2 separate regions of the Mus musculus genome follow, and region 2 is linked to region 1. The links are chromatin loops, found by intact Hi-C in ENCODE. Cell type or tissue: left cerebral cortex. All regions are shown on one strand. Each heading gives the region's core, and the rest is flanking DNA. Links, peaks and the distances in the headings are about the cores only.

Region 1 (8,339 bases), core at 186-8,185:
TGCCTTTTTAGAAGCAAAGTCAGTCCCCCCCAAAATGCATCCAATACTTTACAGAATCCTACCCAGCCTTTGCTTGAGCCATGCTACTTTCAAACCCATTGTTGTTTGATTCATATTTCAATTGTCACAATTGTGACAAATGCAAGACAGAATACCACAGAATTTTCAGAGCACATGCCAGCTGTCAGATGCTGTGTCTTGTGATTTCTCGGCATTATTCCCTTTTATCCCCATATGAACACTGAGATGGAGGTACTCTTGACCCCCACCCTGTCACCAATTGGTTGGCTTTAGCTATTTGTTGTAGGTTGTGGTTTTAGCAGTATGCTTGATTTCATGTATAGATACAGAAGCTCAGATGTAAGTACTACTCTAAGACCCCATGAGTTGACACTGGCACCCTTGGTGCCACAGTTCGGATATTTTCTTGTATAATAAGTCCGCTGCTTGTTCATTGAGCCACCCCAGGATATGCTCACGAGACTTGGGCCTCATACAGCTCCAAAAACCCATGGGTAGGTGGCATATGTAGTAGGAAAGAAGTCACACAAATGGGCTGATATAGGGGACCAGAGACACAAACCCAGTGTCTCCTCCTCTTTATCTCGGGTTTAGATGCTGTCCTTTAGATGCAAGGCTCCAGAAGTAGAAGGGGCAATGAGCTAAGTAACAGCCTGAGATTATGCACACCTGTGTTCATATATATATAAATATTCCACATCAAACAGAAGTGCCCGCAGCACAGACAGTGATGGTAGCTGGGCCTCTGTGTGTGGCTGAGAGGAAAGTTATTTACAGCAAGGTCTGGCCTCTCGCCCCACCATGTAATTCCAGGCAATTGCACTTCCAAATAGATCTTTTTGGAGAAAATCAACAGTGGCTTTGCTTTCAATCTACTGGAAAATGAAGTCCTGTGAATGTGTTATGTAAGTCCACAGGTCCACAGCAGGTGGAGTGAGGAGCTCAAACCAGCAGCTCTGCAGAGAGATGGGAGGCTCTGATTCCCAGATTCCTTCTATCTTTTCTGGCCTGCCGGGCCCTATGCATGCCTATGCATTTTCACAATGACTGACCCTGGGGCCCCAAGGCAGAAGCAAGGTATGAGACAGGGCAACTGAGACTATCACTGGGGCTCTAAAGAAGAAAAGGGAGTTAAAGAATGATAAAGGCCCTGCTGTGGCATTTATTTACAAGACAAACACAATGTCTGCTTTTTGACTCATCCACCATGCAACTTACTCCAATTTAGCAGCACCAAGTAGCACACATATGACACATCCACTCTGGTACCTGGACTGTCACGCTTGCTTTCTTTCTTTTTCAATAATAAAGTCTCACTGAGTTTCTAAGACTACAGAAACAGAGAAATAAAAGCAGACTGTCCACAACTCCATTATCTAAACAGTCATTGTTAGCATGCTGATGAGTTTTTTTTTTCCTCAGCCTTTGTTTTTAATCTATTTTTAACTTTGGAAAGATAATTTCCTGATGAGTTCTACACATTTTTCCTCTGGGTCAGAATCAGTGGAGACCAAGTCATACTCAGGGGTCTGAGAGGTTGGATGCCAGCCAGGTGGGCTGCCTAGACAGCCAATGACTGCTTAGATTACAGAAAGGTGATGAAAGGAACACAATGCTGAGAACCAGGGTTCAGTCTTTATATTGAGCAGTATCCATAATCATTAATATAAGACATCAAGTGAGTTACATCCGTTTTGGGGATTATTTGCACCATCCACAGTAGATACAGAGAGTAAAGCATATGCCTTTATATGGATATGGAGGCACTCGTGTACTTCTTATATTATTGAGAAATTCATTCTCCTGTAATGGAGTTGTGTTTTCAGAAGGACAATAGGGATATTGATAACTATCTTCTAAAATTATCATAGTAACTTTTAGGGTCACATTGAATGGGGTATGTAAGAAGAGGAATGGGTGGGAGACAAGATAATTAACACTGGGAATGTTTGAAAAGCCAAATGAAAACATAATACCTTATAAGCTTTATGTATATATATGTATATATATATATATAGTTTGTATAAAAGAATGTAATTGATATTGCCATATGTAGGCAATAATGATCCTCCCAGAAGCTATGGGATATTAAAAAGACTGCACCTCAAGTTGTTCATCAGGTATGTCCCAGACAACCCTAAAACAACACAGGCTATTGTCAAAGCTCTTGGTTGTTCACCAGAACTTGACGGTAAGATCCTCTTGCAGAAGATACCACATGCTTTCTCCATAGCACATAGAGAAATAAAGTTGGAAGTGACCAGGAAGTTTTCTCCCTGCTACACAGATTCTATGGTATCAAAAAATGCTAAGCACACTGCTTGGGGTTGGGGTTGGGGGTGGGGGGAGGGAAAATCATCAACAGACTTATCCAGCTGCAAACCCATAAACTACAATAATGACCAACATGGTAAAATATGGGTGGGAAAGTAGCACAAATGTTATGGGGGACATCATCCACATCCTGACTGAAGAGTCCTACTCCACGGGAAGCAACACATGCCTGGCACCTTGAATCTGGACAAGAACCCAAGGTTGGAAAGCTCACAGGCTTGGGGGTGAAGCTAATACTACTATTTTGCTAAATGCAAATAGAGTCAGAATACTCTCTAAATTCTTACCTCTCTACCCATAGGTTAGTGTGCACTTAGAACTCATCAGTTTTAAGGTTTTCTTGCAGAGTAAACAGCAGTCCGTGCAGAAACTTACAACTGGTCAAATAAGAGTCTGTAGAGTGCTCAACTATAAATGGGACATTAACATCACCCTGTGCCTTCCAAGGCTCATAGATGGTCTTAAAATGGGGGTGGGGTGATACAAGGGTTGTAAGATCCACATGTCAGAGGCCTGGAGTCAAAGAGTAACAAGACAGCTGCACCCATGAACTCCCAACAATGACTGCTGCCTGCACAAGATCAAGCTAATCAATATTTCAATAACAAGAAGTGAGGGGCTCATGAGCTCCCTCCTACCCAAGCTGAGAAGGTATCAACAATCAATGGCTTCTGGGAGATAGGAAGTCATTTTCTTTAAAGGTGTGGTCCCTAGAAGGCTGGCCATGATTCGGTGGATGGTCCCCTCTGGTAAGTATATGGATAGCACAAACTGGACTAGGTGGGTTACAAAAAATTTCAAAAGATAATAGGAAGTTAGGATAAATGAAGGTGGGTGTGAGAGAAGTTAGAGAAAAGAGTGAACATGAATATTATCAAAATACCTTGCATATGTGTATAACATTCTTAAAGGAGCACTAGCATATGTTATATTTAAAAAGCAAACAGCTGGAGAGATGACTCAGAAACTAAGAGTGCATTCAGCTCTTGCGGAGTACTGGATGGAGCTCAGCTCCCAGCATAAACCTGGGGTGCCTCGCTGCTTTTAAGGATGCCTCCGGCCTCCGTGGGTACCTGTGCTAACATGCACATACCCACATGTGCACACATAAATTAAAAATAATAATTAAATCTTGGCTGGGGAGATGGCACATCACTGAACAACATTTGTCTGCTTTTCCAGAATACTTAGGTTTCAATCCCAGCTCCCATATGGCACCTCATGTCTGTCTGTAACTAGTTTTAGAGACTCCAGTATGGCCTCTTCTGCTCTCTACAGGTGCCAATCACACAAGCAGTGAATGAACATATATGCAGGCAAACTATGCATTTACATAAAAAACCAATAGATATTCAAAAATTAAATGATGCATGTAAACCAACTCTTTGTTGCATTTATGTGTGTAGCTGTATGTGTTCCTGTAAGACTCACATGTATGTTTGTTGTCCATGTGCAAGTGGAGACAGGGGTCAACCTTGGATGTCACTCCTTAGAGCAGTAGTCTACCTTACCCTTTGAGGCAAAGTTTTTCAAAGTCATCCGGACTTTATTAATTTGACTAGATTGACTAGCCAGTAAGTTCTAGGGGTCTTCTTGTCTCCATTTCCTCAATAATGAAATTATATGCACATATCACCATACCAGGCTTTCTTACGAGGCTTTCTTACGTGGGTCCTAGTAATGTGACTCAGGACCCCACATTTGCATGGCAAGCACTTTAGCGATTAAGTCATGTCCCCAGCCCTGTGGGAAGACAGGATTGATGATTGCAGAGAATTGTAGGAGGTTTTATCACTTGGGTTTTAAGAAATGAGATGATTACTTGCACTATACACCATAGAAATATTTTGTGAAAGTCCAAGAAGATGATAAAGAGCAATATAAATAAAATTAAGCACACATAGGAGATCAGGGAGAGGCACAAAGTGAAGTGTTTCCCCATAATTCACACAAGGAATCAGAAATAATAAGAGAGTTCAGAGGCATCAAGGAAAAGAAAGAAAGAAAGAAAGAAAGAAAGAAAGAAAGAAAGAAAGAAAGAAAGAGAGAGAGAGAGAGAGAGAAAGAGAGGGAGGGAGGGAGAGAGGGAGGGAGGGAGGGAAAGAAAGAAAGAAAGAAAGAAAGAAAGAAAGAAAGAAAGAAAGAAAGAGAGAGAGAGAGAGAGAGAGAGAGAGGGAGGGAGGGAGGGAGGGAGGGAGGAAGGAAGGAAGGAAGGAAGGAAGGAAGAAAGGAAGGAAGGAAGAGAGTGATCGTTTCTCCTTCTTCCCATGCCTTGATTGAAAAAGGGGCAATGACCAATAACTCCCTACTAATACAATGGGAATTAAAAGGTTTTATGCTTTGAGTTGGATATGTAGCTACGCAGAAACTGAGAAGTAGCCTCAACCCCTTCATCTTACCTCAGCAGAAATCTTCCAAGAGGTGAAAATCCATTGGCTGTTTTCACCATGGACTAGAATCACTTTCATCTTTATACCTCATGGGGAAGCAGAGTGCCATAGGGATGGAGACAGAATAAGGAGGCAGTGGCTTTAGAATAGGCAAGACACCACGGAATGCTACCTGTCAAAATACCCACATTTATTTGGGGAATCCCCAGGAGCAAAGCCAACAGACCGTGGAACTAGTGTAGTGTGCCACCTTCTGGTAGGATTACATATTACACAATTTCTTGATTCATGACTGCTCACTAGCTCTGGGCTTGGAAATAAAAAGAAACCTTTCAAAGCCAATGTTGTGTTTTCATAACATCTCCAAGACCAAGGCTAGACCAAGAATGACCATGATGAAATGTGTCTTTAACAGTTCCCATGTCCTTATTCCAAATTGGAACCCTCATTCAAGCTCCCATTTGACTATACAAGCCCAATGTTCTCAGTCAATATATCAATAGCCATGGGTAGCTGCTCACCTCCTCTAGCCATACTCTACTGCCAAAGGTTAAGAGGACAGGTAATGCATACATTGCCCTTACATGTGCATTTAAGTAGGTTCTGGACAATTACTGCAATCCAGGCACTATGCTAGATCTGATCTCATCTTCCAGGATCTTATCATCCATTGAGGAAAGCAGTGATGTACTTAGGTAATCACAAGTCCCTTCTTGGGGTAAAATGTTCATAGTAAAGGAAGTCTAGGTAGGAAAAACTACCACTTATGGTTAAATTAGTCAGAAATGGCAGTGTTTGATCTCTGAGTTGAAAGATAAAATTTTAACAAAAAGAATCAGAGAAAAATACATCTGGAAAAGTTAAAACAATGCACAAAAGGCAAAAAAAAAAGTAGACAATTAAAGACCTTTTAATAGAATACCTGTACCAAAGCATACCAGGGGAGAATCGTGACAGCTACCACCTACCCAAACTCCTTTTAAAATGTGATCTTCATCACCTTCAGTTATTGCTGCTATGAAGCCCATTTTCTTGATGGAGAAAGTGAGTCTTTCAGAGGTAAGGATTTAGTTTATTGTGATTCCATGTTTTGTAAGGAGAATACACAACCTAGGGATTCTATCCCCTATAGCCTGGATGGTAGCAAGTACAATAAACAAAAGAAAATGGTTGCAGCCATTTCATGGAGGGCAAAGAATCCTTTCAAAAGCAGAGCAGGAATGAGTTTTCAAGGTGGTCTTCTTCACTGTCTATCCATCCAGACATGGTGACTCTTCGCTGGTTATTATCTTTCTTCTTAGAGACATACTCTAAGCTATCCAGCCATATATTCACAAGCTTGAAATCCATAGTAAAGTTATCTCTTCTTTCCCCCAGTGCATTTATCTGTTTGTTTGATTTTTCTGCTCACTGCATTATATGTTATTAGGCCTTAGGGTGCCTCCGTGAATTAAAGCGATACAGTCAAAATGTATGATTAAAAGGCTGAGAGGCAATAATAGCAACATAATCATACAGAGCATTCATATCCCACTTTAACATCTGTTGTCTCACTTACTCACAGAAAAATCAGCAGCACTCCGAGCCGGGAATGACAGAATGTTAGCAACTCAATTTTACCAGTGGGAACATTGAAACAGAGAGGTTGGCTAGTTTGCCTGGGGCCACAGAGCAAGTGATTGGAACTGTCACTAAATCTCCTAGCTTCCAGCCCAGACTTGTTTCCACAGAACTGTGGTCTCTCTACTCAGGAAAGATAGGTTTAGGAGATGAGAGGGCCCAGGTTTCTTACCTCAGGGAGTTTTGGGTACGGCACCATGGACAGAGAACTCAAGGCTTTTTGAGGGGGAAGCGGTTTGGTTTAGGTGAGTATGTTTGGACATGCACCACTATATCCAACTCAGCATCATCCTTCCATGACACACAATGCTACTCTCCAATTTAAAGCTCTCAAGCTAAATTCTCTGATGCTGACTAAAGGGTATGCTCAGAAAACTGTATACAGGCCATGACATAAAAATCACCTCGAAATAAGGCCAAGACTAGAAGAGGAAAGCCGCATTTAGGTCGAAGCAAACACAAACACTAATGGAAGCAGCTGCTACGTCTTCACCAGGTAGTCTGGGGCAAGTTAGCCATAGTGACATTTACCCTGCACTACCCCTAATAAGCCAGCTACAGTTAGCCAAGATTCTCTCTTTTCACATTCCAACATATTATAAGGACCACCTCCCTTATAAGCTATTAAATCTAAAAATAATGCTATTTGTCTGTGGAGCTGTGGCTTTGTGTCAGGTCCTGGGCTTGTTCTCCAAGTGTTATGTCAATTATTTCATCCTTTTGGTGACTAGTACAAGATCTATCTAACATGTGCAGGCTATGTGAAAGACAATTTGGAGAAATAACCGTGTGCTATTTCAAAAAAAAAAAAAAAAAAAAAAGACAGTGAGTCTGGAGTCTCCCAGCTATGTGATCTTGATTCTTAGTTAACCCCTAAGGGTTTAACAGTCTCTGCACCAGTAAAACTGGGGAGCTATGCTTTTTTGTGACATTGTCAAGAAGACTACAGAAAAAGCAGCCAATACCCAGAGAACAATGTGAGCACCTAGTGGGTGCTCAAATGAACACTATTTTCCAATCCTCTCTTAACATTCACATGTGACTTTGACCTTACTTAAGCCTATTTCCCCAGGCCCCACACCCCAACTCATTAACCCGATATGAAGATAAAAGTAAAGTTCCATAGAAGAAGGAATAGGTCAAGTGAGAATTTATTTATAAATCTGGAGAGAGCAGAATTCATAGTGAGGTTTTGTTTGTTTCCGTGATAGTGCATCTCATAATGACTGTATCAGAAAGTGTAGGAGGAAGAGGTTGACAAGAGTGACTAGTAAATGTACATAGAGATGCTCAGCTCCATACACTGTCAAGCCTCCTGTGGTGGTCACTAGCCACCAATGAGTAAGGAGAACTAAAATGAGGTTATGAGCCAACAAGTATCGTGTATCCCTGTCTCCCATTCACACCATTTGCAAAGCAGCTCCACACATATGATCCTGCACCAATCGGCAAGGGCCTAAGCATAAGCAGCAGGCTTTGGGACCAGAACCACAGACACAGTGTGATGGCTATCCTTCACGATCAACTGGATTAGAAGCACCGTCCTCTGAGTATGTCTTCTGGGGTGTTTCCATAAAAGTTTAATGGAGGAGAGAAGAGCCACCCTGTGTGAGGGTGCCACCAGACCATAGGCTTCAGTCACAGATTCAACAAAGTGACAAGGTAAGATGAGCACTAGTGTTCATTTCTCTCTGCTTCTTCTGGAGATGTGATGTGACCACCTGTGTCATGTTCCTGCTCTAATGCCTCCCCCTATCGCCATCCTTGTGAGATCTTCAAACTGTGAGCCAAAATAAAATTTCCTTTCCTTGCTTGTTTTTTGCCAGAGCCACAAGAGAAATAACTAGGTATCTTGATCTGTCCACCTGTCTCAAAAAACGCAACTTTCACCCACTTTGATATTATGACTTCAGAATCAGGAGTAGCTGTTCTTCCTCATCCCGGAGCTCACATCAAGTGGGATTCAATGTCATT
Region 2 (8,339 bases), core at 99-8,098, 310 kb before region 1:
TGTCTCAATAACTTGAAAAGCTGACCACCTTGTTGCCCCACCTCATTCTCTCAGCTCACTTCAAATGCTTTCCATCCTTTGCCCCCCAGCCCTAGCCCTCATTTCTAACATGCTGATACGTGGGAGTCCTGGGGGGAATCTCTCATATAAAAAACAACTCTCTGTTAATCCTGGTTAGTTTTTCTGAGGCCCCAAAGTACATTTTACCACCAGCCACAGACACTTTCATTAACACGATTATTATTTTTCAAATAGTCCCAGTGTCATCGCACTGATAGAGCTTAGAGATGACAGAACACATCGGAAGTGGAAGCTCAGCCTCAGTGCTGTTCGCCTCCAAGACTGTCTCCTCTGCCTGAGATGAGCGATGAAAGCGTTATGGGTACGAATGTCATCGAGTTAAATAAGCTAAATATCTTGAGAGAGGCTGATTAAGTGTGCAGTCCTCCCTGGAAATCAGAGCCATCCCGCACAGCAACAAAGCCACCTTATTTCATGGGCAATTCCCCCTAGTTTTTAATGGGATTTGACTTTTGTGTTCTCAGCCCATTGGTAGCTGGAGCCTCATTCCTCTCAACTTTATCAGTAGCAGCAGCAATCCAAATACTACCTGGATTAATTCCATTTTCTGAGACATAGGATTTTTCTCAGGATAGCGGATAAGGGGGGGGGGGAGTGACTACTGGGGGAATTTTGATCCATTTCTGTCTTTTCCTACAACTGACTTCTCAGTGAAGATGGCTCTCATGATTGATTTCTTTTCTCCTGTTCTAAGTATGGCATTTGACTTGGATAATATAATGAAACTGGCTGTAATGCCTCCAATTTACATGCAACTTGCTCACCACAGAAAATTCTAAATGTATTGTTACAGGATCTTAACTGCCCTGTTTGGTAATTGGTTCCTTGAAAAGCAGAAGAAATAGTTGTCAATAACCAAGGTCTCATTAGAATTAGACATGATAGCTACTGTTATCCAAGACAAACCTCTCACTTTTCCATGCTGACTTTCCACATGTAGAAACATATCACAAGTGTTAAACTCATCCCATCTCCTAAGGCTCAGGAGAGTCTTGGAGAGATGGCTTCATAATATTGCTTCTCTCCAAGCATGAGGGCCTATGTTTAAATTCTCAGCCCTGCTGTAAATACGAGGTCAAGTGTACATGTGCCTATAACCTGAGCACTGGGAGGCAGATGAAGGCAGATCCTAGGAGCCTATCAACAAGCCAAATTGGCAAGCTTCTTGCTCAGTGAAAGACCCTCTCCCCAGGAAATAAAGTAAAGATTAACAACAGAAGACAGTAACGTCCTTTGTGTGCTGAAGGCATAAAAATTTATGCTTTCACATGCATATCAAATATACATGCACATACAGCACACACACACACACACACACACACACACACACACGGAGGAGATTACTTTGTCAGACTATAACCAACCAAGTATAAAATAAGCACTTGTATAAGTAATTACATATAATCTGCATCATGCAGGACTATAAAACAGAATAGCCAGAGAGAGTGACAACCCTCACATCAAGAGATAAACGAAACCCAAATTTCTTAGATTGCTCCCCATCTACCTTACCAAATGTGTGTTCACTCTGTGGCCCATCAAATGCCATCCAACAGTAACAGTGTTAGCATGCCTACGTCTATCTTTTTGGTCTTGCCTTTTCACTTACCTAGAAACATTTTTTTTCTTTTATTTACAAAAAGAGAAGATATTCACTCATTCCTTGTAATGAAACACTTCTTCTGTGACAGTGAGTTAAAATAAAGAACTGACTGAATGAATACAAGCATTCTTAAAATCATGTGATGTGTTAAAGTGTGAACTCTAGATCCACTGTGGGAACTACAGTTTTGCTGGGAGACCTGTGTGATCTCCCACAAGCCGCCTAACCTCAGTACCTCTGTACTTTCTCTCTCTCTCTCTCTCTCTCTCTCTCTCTCTCTCTCTCTCTCTCTCTCTCTGTGTGTGTGTGTGTGTGTGTGTGTGTGTGTGTGTGTGTGTGTGTGTGTGTGTTCCTATGTAGAAATAAGGAAGTAAGCATGCCATGGTGTATGCATTGAGGCCAAAGATCAACCTTCAATGCCTCTCTTGGTCTTTCATCTTATTTGACACAGGGTCTCTATGTTGTGTGTGCCATGGTATGAGAGATTAGCTGACCCAGGAGCTTCTGGGGATCTCTCATCTCTATCCTCCATCTTCCCATAGAAGTGTTAGAATTGCTGATGCTCTTGACATACAGCTAGCTTTTATGTAATTTCTGGGAAGTTAAGCTTGGGCCCTCACTGAACATCTGGCCAGTCCAGCTATGTGCTTTAAAAAAAAATGGACTAACAGTAGCCAATGTCAAGAGGTAGCTGATAGAAAGCCCCCAATAATAAAGTTACTATCACAATTATCTCTAATTATCTAGGCCCTGTGCCATTGCTCCAAGGCTGAGTTGAATTTATAGTCCTTAGTGAAGCTTTCTTTTGGCTACTTTGGCCAAGAGAATCTTTTTCTTCCTCCTTTTCTTTAATAAACATTTATTCACTGAATGGAAAATAGGATTTATCATCTATGCCAACCCTAATCAAGAAATAATGACTGCTTAGAGTCAGAGCAAAGAAGCAATGTGAAGCCAATTCCAGAATCTCCAGGGGGAAAATTATATGTAAAGATTGATGAAGGCTATGTGATGTGAATGAAGAATACACATGAGAAAAGACTACTAAGTGACAGTACTCAGCTATATTGGTGTAGGCATGAGTTTTCTCCTGCTTCCCATAGCCTTGCATCTCACCTAGGAAAACTGTTCAAGCCCCACTTTCTTTATTTGAAATATATATATATACATATATATATATTATTTTCTAGTATTGTTGGGAAATTCAATAAGAACTATTTCATACCTATCGCATTATTTATCATTGCTATATAATAACATGAAATGTCATGGCGGCTTAGGATAGAAGTTGAAGCCATCTCTCCCCACTCCCCAGTTGGGCAGTGTCTTGTGTTCCAGCCTGCCTCTGATTTTCAACTGCCCATGGCTACTCTGGATGAGGGGCTCATCCATGTACGTTTGTGTTGTGTGGGTAAAGTTTAAGTGAAAATATGTTTCTCTTTGACGAAAGCTAAGGCTAGGGGGAGGTAAATTCATTGCTGAAAGCCCCCCCCCACTTCCTAAGCCAGCAGCATGGCTTGTCTGGGCCACAGAGAACAAAAATGAAAGAATACAGAACAGAAGTTTAGATGGTTCCCCTCTGGGAATGATCCATGGCTATATGCCTTTGCTAGAGACACTAGTCAGGGCACGATTCCACTAGCGTAGAATTTTTCTTCCTCCTCCTACAGGCTAAGCAGGCAGGAAATAAAGCAGAAGAGGACAACAGCGTGACGGAGTAAACCCGGAATAAACCCTGGAGGTGTACGGGTAAAAGCATTAGAGCATTCTTAGAAAATGACACATTTAGCCGAACACTATTGTTGCAAGCCCATTTGAGATTCCATAAGAAAGAAAAATGGATGGAACTGCCCTCAAGGTGGAACTTGGAGCAGAGCTACTGAAATTCATAAGGAGCTGTCTAGACTTACTCTTTCCAATCACTGGAGGCCCAAAATGCCTGCAATTCATGGGATGGCCACCAGAGGGGGATAAAGCACATATTTGGTCATGTTTTCAGGAAAAGGACTTCTTTGGCTCTTTGACCCTTTTCCTTGGTCTGGGTTGCCTAATCCAACTGCGATACAGAAGGGTTTGTGCTTAGTCTTGTTGTAACGTGTTAGGTCATGTTTGGTGGATTTCCTTAGGAGGCCCGCTCTTTTGTTTGAAGGAAAAGGAGGAAGGAGTGGATGCGGGGAGTGAGGTTAGATTGCCAAAGATTTGAGTGATGTAGGCTGTAGATGGACAGACAGCTTTGAGTGCCTCTTACACATTTCCCAAGCACAGCAATTATTGTCTTTGCACAGTACTTCTTTTTATATTTATGGTGAGTAGTGCCATTAACTGTGTAAGCAAAACAATACGTACACGTCCGTCGTGTAGATGGAGAACCTGACCCAGGATCAGGCAATTATAAAGTAACAAGCAGGTATCACATTGTCTGGATTCAATCTTAGTACCTGCTTTCAAAAGGCCATGTTTTCTTTTGAAGCCTTGATCAACAATAGATGCAAGTTCTTTTGTCAATGTCACTCTTCACACATCTCCTAAGGTAGGGGTAGGGTATAAATTGCAAAGGAGTTTTAAAAGCATTAACTCTTTATGGAAATCGATGGTACTTTCTTCAAGAAGTAAGAAATTAGCATTGACACAGTCCCACTGACTACACAGAAGAAGGTATTCAGAGCTCACACTTCGCTTTCAGCTCCAGGATCCAGCCCAGGAACCATATTGCGTTTGAAATTCAAATGCTCATCATAGCATTTAGTGGCTATCATAGGCTCCCTCTCCTGATATCCAGCTTCGTCTATGACATCAGAGGTATCCACTTGACGACGGATCCTTCTTTAATAATTGATGCGAGACTCTGCATAACGGCCCTTAAGATGTAGTGGTTTTTAAGGTAGATATAGTGGATGGAGATAAGCGCTTTCACAGGCTTATGAAGCTGCTTTTCAAATTGAGAGTAAATATGATATAAAACTGGCATCAGCTGGGAAGAGGGACTATTCTTTTCCAGGCTCATTGCCCTCCACGGAATCCAATAACCAAATAAAAATTTAAGAAGAAATACAGGATGTGTAAGAACCTGGAAGAAATGTAAATAAGATTTTAATCAGCCTATCACATGGAACCAGGCGGGTGGCACACCATTAAACATGCTCACGCCGGAATTGGATCTATGTATAGCTGTTAATTGTGCAAATTCCCTTGTTCCTCAATGCCATCATTCCAAACCAGCTGCCAAGTACAGCTGGGTTGGTTTTGTTGTTGTTGTTGTTGTTGGGTTTTTTTTTTTTTTTTGGTCTTGTTTTCTTTTCAACAAAGGCAGTTTTTAAAAGTGGGAGCAAGACAGAAATGAAGTAAATGATTTAAAGGAACACACAACCCAACTTCCACTCTATCGTGAACCATGTAGTAGTGTTGAAAATGTATCAATTATTTTCCTGGGACATTACACTTCCCAGAAAGTATCCATACACATTGTATAGGATAGTCTTAAATTGTTTGGGGTAAATAAATATTTGGATGAGAAATAAGATGTCCCCGGTATTATTTTGTTGTCATAAGCAAGCCTTGTGAAAATAGGTCTCATCATTTTCATGTGCAAAATCATGAAAATGCATTACCTATATTTTCCAAGTGAAAGTAGTTTATATTGTCATTTTTTTGTATCACTATCTGCTTGGCATTTGAATACACATGTGAATCTGCAACAGGCTTTCATGCTTACACACACTGCAGGCAGAGAGACATCGAGATAATATATGGTCTTTGAGGACAGTATCCTTTTGGATACCCCCACCCCCAGGAGCATTTGGTACAGTATCGTCAATAAATGCTTTAGTAAAGGAGAAAGGAAAGAAGGTTCATTTCAGATGGTGCATGGACACCTTTCTTCAATGGTAGAATCTACTTAATAGAGGCATACCCATCCCACTGTGGGCATTTTCTCCAAAGAGAAAATTTGTGAATACACTGGACTTGCCATGTCTCTGTCCTAGGGACTACAAGGCCTCTCATTTTTTTAATCTGTAAAATTGAAAACAGTCTTCCTTTAAAGACTGTTACAAATCATCTTCTTTAAACAAATGTTACAAAGTCAAACAAAATTATTTATCCATGCAGGAAATTACTAGGTGAGTGAGCACTGCGTAGGAGTGGGAAGTAAATGCATCAGGGAAGAGCTGTCCATCTGTCCAGATAGAAGGAGAAAAGCAAGAGCTAAGGCCGCATACTGACCCAGGTGAGCTTAGCCTTGGTACACTGACCCAGTCCACTGCAGAGTCTCTGGCTGAGTAGGTTTCGGGTTGGGTTGGAGAGTTTCCACTTCCTGGGTAAGCCTGGTACTCATGAGGATGGAGATGATGCTTTGAAAATGACCTCACTCTTAGAGTATACTTTTCATATGTAAAGACATGGAAAGGTGTATGGAAATAATGAAACATAAAATACAAGTTTTCTAGGTAGAGAAAGTTGGGGGAAGATTTTTAAAGTAAGCTGTCTTTCAACTGACATGAAAGTTTCGGTTGGGAAAAAAAATGGATAAGGCAATCCCAGGTATTGGGAATGACACGGGCAAACTCAGCAATGGGAAACAACTGAGCAAGCCCTTGGAAATGAGAGAAGGCCTGATGCCAAGAACTGAGAAATTGAGGTACTGGGGGTGTCAAGACCTGGGGCTGAGGAGACTACAAGCACATAGAGCAACAGAGGACATTACCAACTCTCATTCTCTGAGGAGTTTTATCTGGTTTTATCTATTTATCTAACTTTAGAGTATGAAGGACTGACCGAGTATACGTCATATGCTCAGTAGGCATTACACCGTTTATGTTCTCCATCCCTGGCTTTGCTACTGAGAAGACCAGGGTGGCTTTGTGATCTGAGGCCATACTTACATTAGAATAACTGGAGGTCCTACCCAAGGAGAGCCAAACCCAGCTTAGTAGAAGTGGCTTTAGTACAGGAAACAAGATTTACACTTAACCAAAAAGAAAAACACCAACTAAGCTCTAATTACTGACTTTCCACTTTAATCAATCCATTCATTTCTATCTTGCTTTCAGAAACATCTTACATTTTCTGAACTAATTGTAGTCTATTGCTGTCCAAAGTGTTGAATTCCTGCACCCTTACCCCTGGAAAGCAGAAACAAAAACCAGCAATCAACTGGTAGCTGGGTGGACATTACCAATTCTCATTCGGTGAAATTATTTTATGTCTTGTCTGTCTATCTATCTATCTATCTATCTATCTATCATCTGTCTATCTACTTTTTGAGTACCAAGGATTGATCTAGGTATGGCATCTGCTAGTCACGCATTACACCACTGGCCTCCTCAACCCCTGAAGAGGGGGCTTCTGTACTGGGAGGACCAAAGTATAAAGTGCCCTTCTAGACCTAAGCAGTACAAGAGCTCCAATTTTTCTTTGGCCTTCATTTCTGCCAGTTACAGCTCAGGTAAGTTTTCTATCATTCATTTCTCCCATTTCCTCTTTTATAAAATGCTGCTTATAATTTTTGTTAAGGCCTGACGGAACTAATGACATATGAGAGACCCATATCTAGCACAGAATAAGCATTGCAGCTTAGCAACCATTGTCATCATTACTCACTGAGAGCATCCAAGAATAATGCTATGGGGCAATGGAGAATTCTCCTTTACATCCACAGGGGCAGGAGGGAATAGATTGAATCGTCTTAAAAGCCTTTTCAGGTAACATATCTTATGGTAAAGGTGACAACAGCCCGAGCCACAAAGGAAGAGAAGAGATGCTCTAAATAGCCCAAAGCCTGAGCAGTGTCAATGCATGTGAAATAAAGGACACAGCAGGAGAAACCATTGAGGTCCCAACCCCCAAGCTCTAAAGTTAAGCTCCGGAGAGGTGCTGTGCACCACTTTCTCCCAGTACTTGCAGGGTTACCTGGGAATTGTCACTGCTGGTTCAGCAAGAATGAATACTCACCAATGTCACTGTGGTCAGTTGGACTTGGAGATAATTCACAGCCTGTCACCCAAATCCCAGTCTTCTGCTTCTCCTTGGTGTTTGTTTGTTTGTTTGTTTGTTTGTTTTTTGGTTTTTTTCTCTTTTTCTCTTGGATATTTTCTTTATTTACATTTCAAATGTTATCCTCTTTCCTGGTTTCCCCTCCGAAAACTCCCTCCCCCTAACCCCTTCCCTCTCCCCCTGCTCACCATCCCACCCCCTTCCACTTCCTGGCCCTGGCATTCCCCTACACTGGGGCATAGAGCCTTCACAGGACCAACGGCCTCTCCTCCCATTGATGTCCGACTATGCCATCTTCTGCTACATATGCAGCTGGAGCCATGAGTCCCTCCATGTGTGCTCTATGGTTGGTGGTTTAGTCCCTGGGAGTTCTGGGTGTACTGGTTAGTTCATATAGTTGTTCCTCCTATAGGGTTACAAACCCCTTCAGCTCCCTAGGTCCTTTCTTTAGCTCCTTTATTGAGGACCCTATGCTCAGTCCAATGGATGGCTTTGAGCATCCATTTCTGTATTTGTCAGGCACTGGCAGGGTCTCTCATATACAATCACCAAACCCAGACACTTGTGGATGCCACCAAGTGCTTGCTGACAGGAGCCTGATATAGCTGTCTCCTGAGAGGCTCTCCTAACTACCTACTTCCCTGTAAATGCTTGGAAAGGATTT

Evidence for each region. Hi-C counts contacts between places; a loop is a spot of excess contacts. Peaks named below come from ENCODE experiments on the same cell type or tissue, not always from the same donor. Only the 100,000 strongest peaks of a DNase experiment are listed, where the experiment ranks them.
Region 2: it touches region 1 in a loop (4-fold over the local background); 10 of 42 quality-filtered maps call a loop at or near these places.

Annotation. Positions count from the first base shown.
Region 1 is chr12:88,988,975-88,997,313 of GRCm38, reverse strand. All of the region lies in intron 3 of Nrxn3 (neurexin III), which reads right to left. Among named protein-coding and RNA genes, the nearest start is that of Gm40537, 20 kb to the right of the region's middle. In left cerebral cortex, for the core only: CTCF peaks have their summits at 898 and 5,003 (motif pointing left); DNase peaks (open chromatin) are centred at 923, 3,382, 4,966 and 6,342; H3K27ac peaks cover 1,360 bases.
Region 2 is chr12:89,297,512-89,305,850 of GRCm38, reverse strand. The region is part of intron 7 of Nrxn3 (neurexin III); the gene reads right to left. Among named protein-coding and RNA genes, the nearest start is that of Gm40537, 330 kb to the right of the region's middle. In left cerebral cortex, for the core only: a CTCF peak has its summit at 3,633 (motif pointing right); a DNase peak (open chromatin) is centred at 3,638.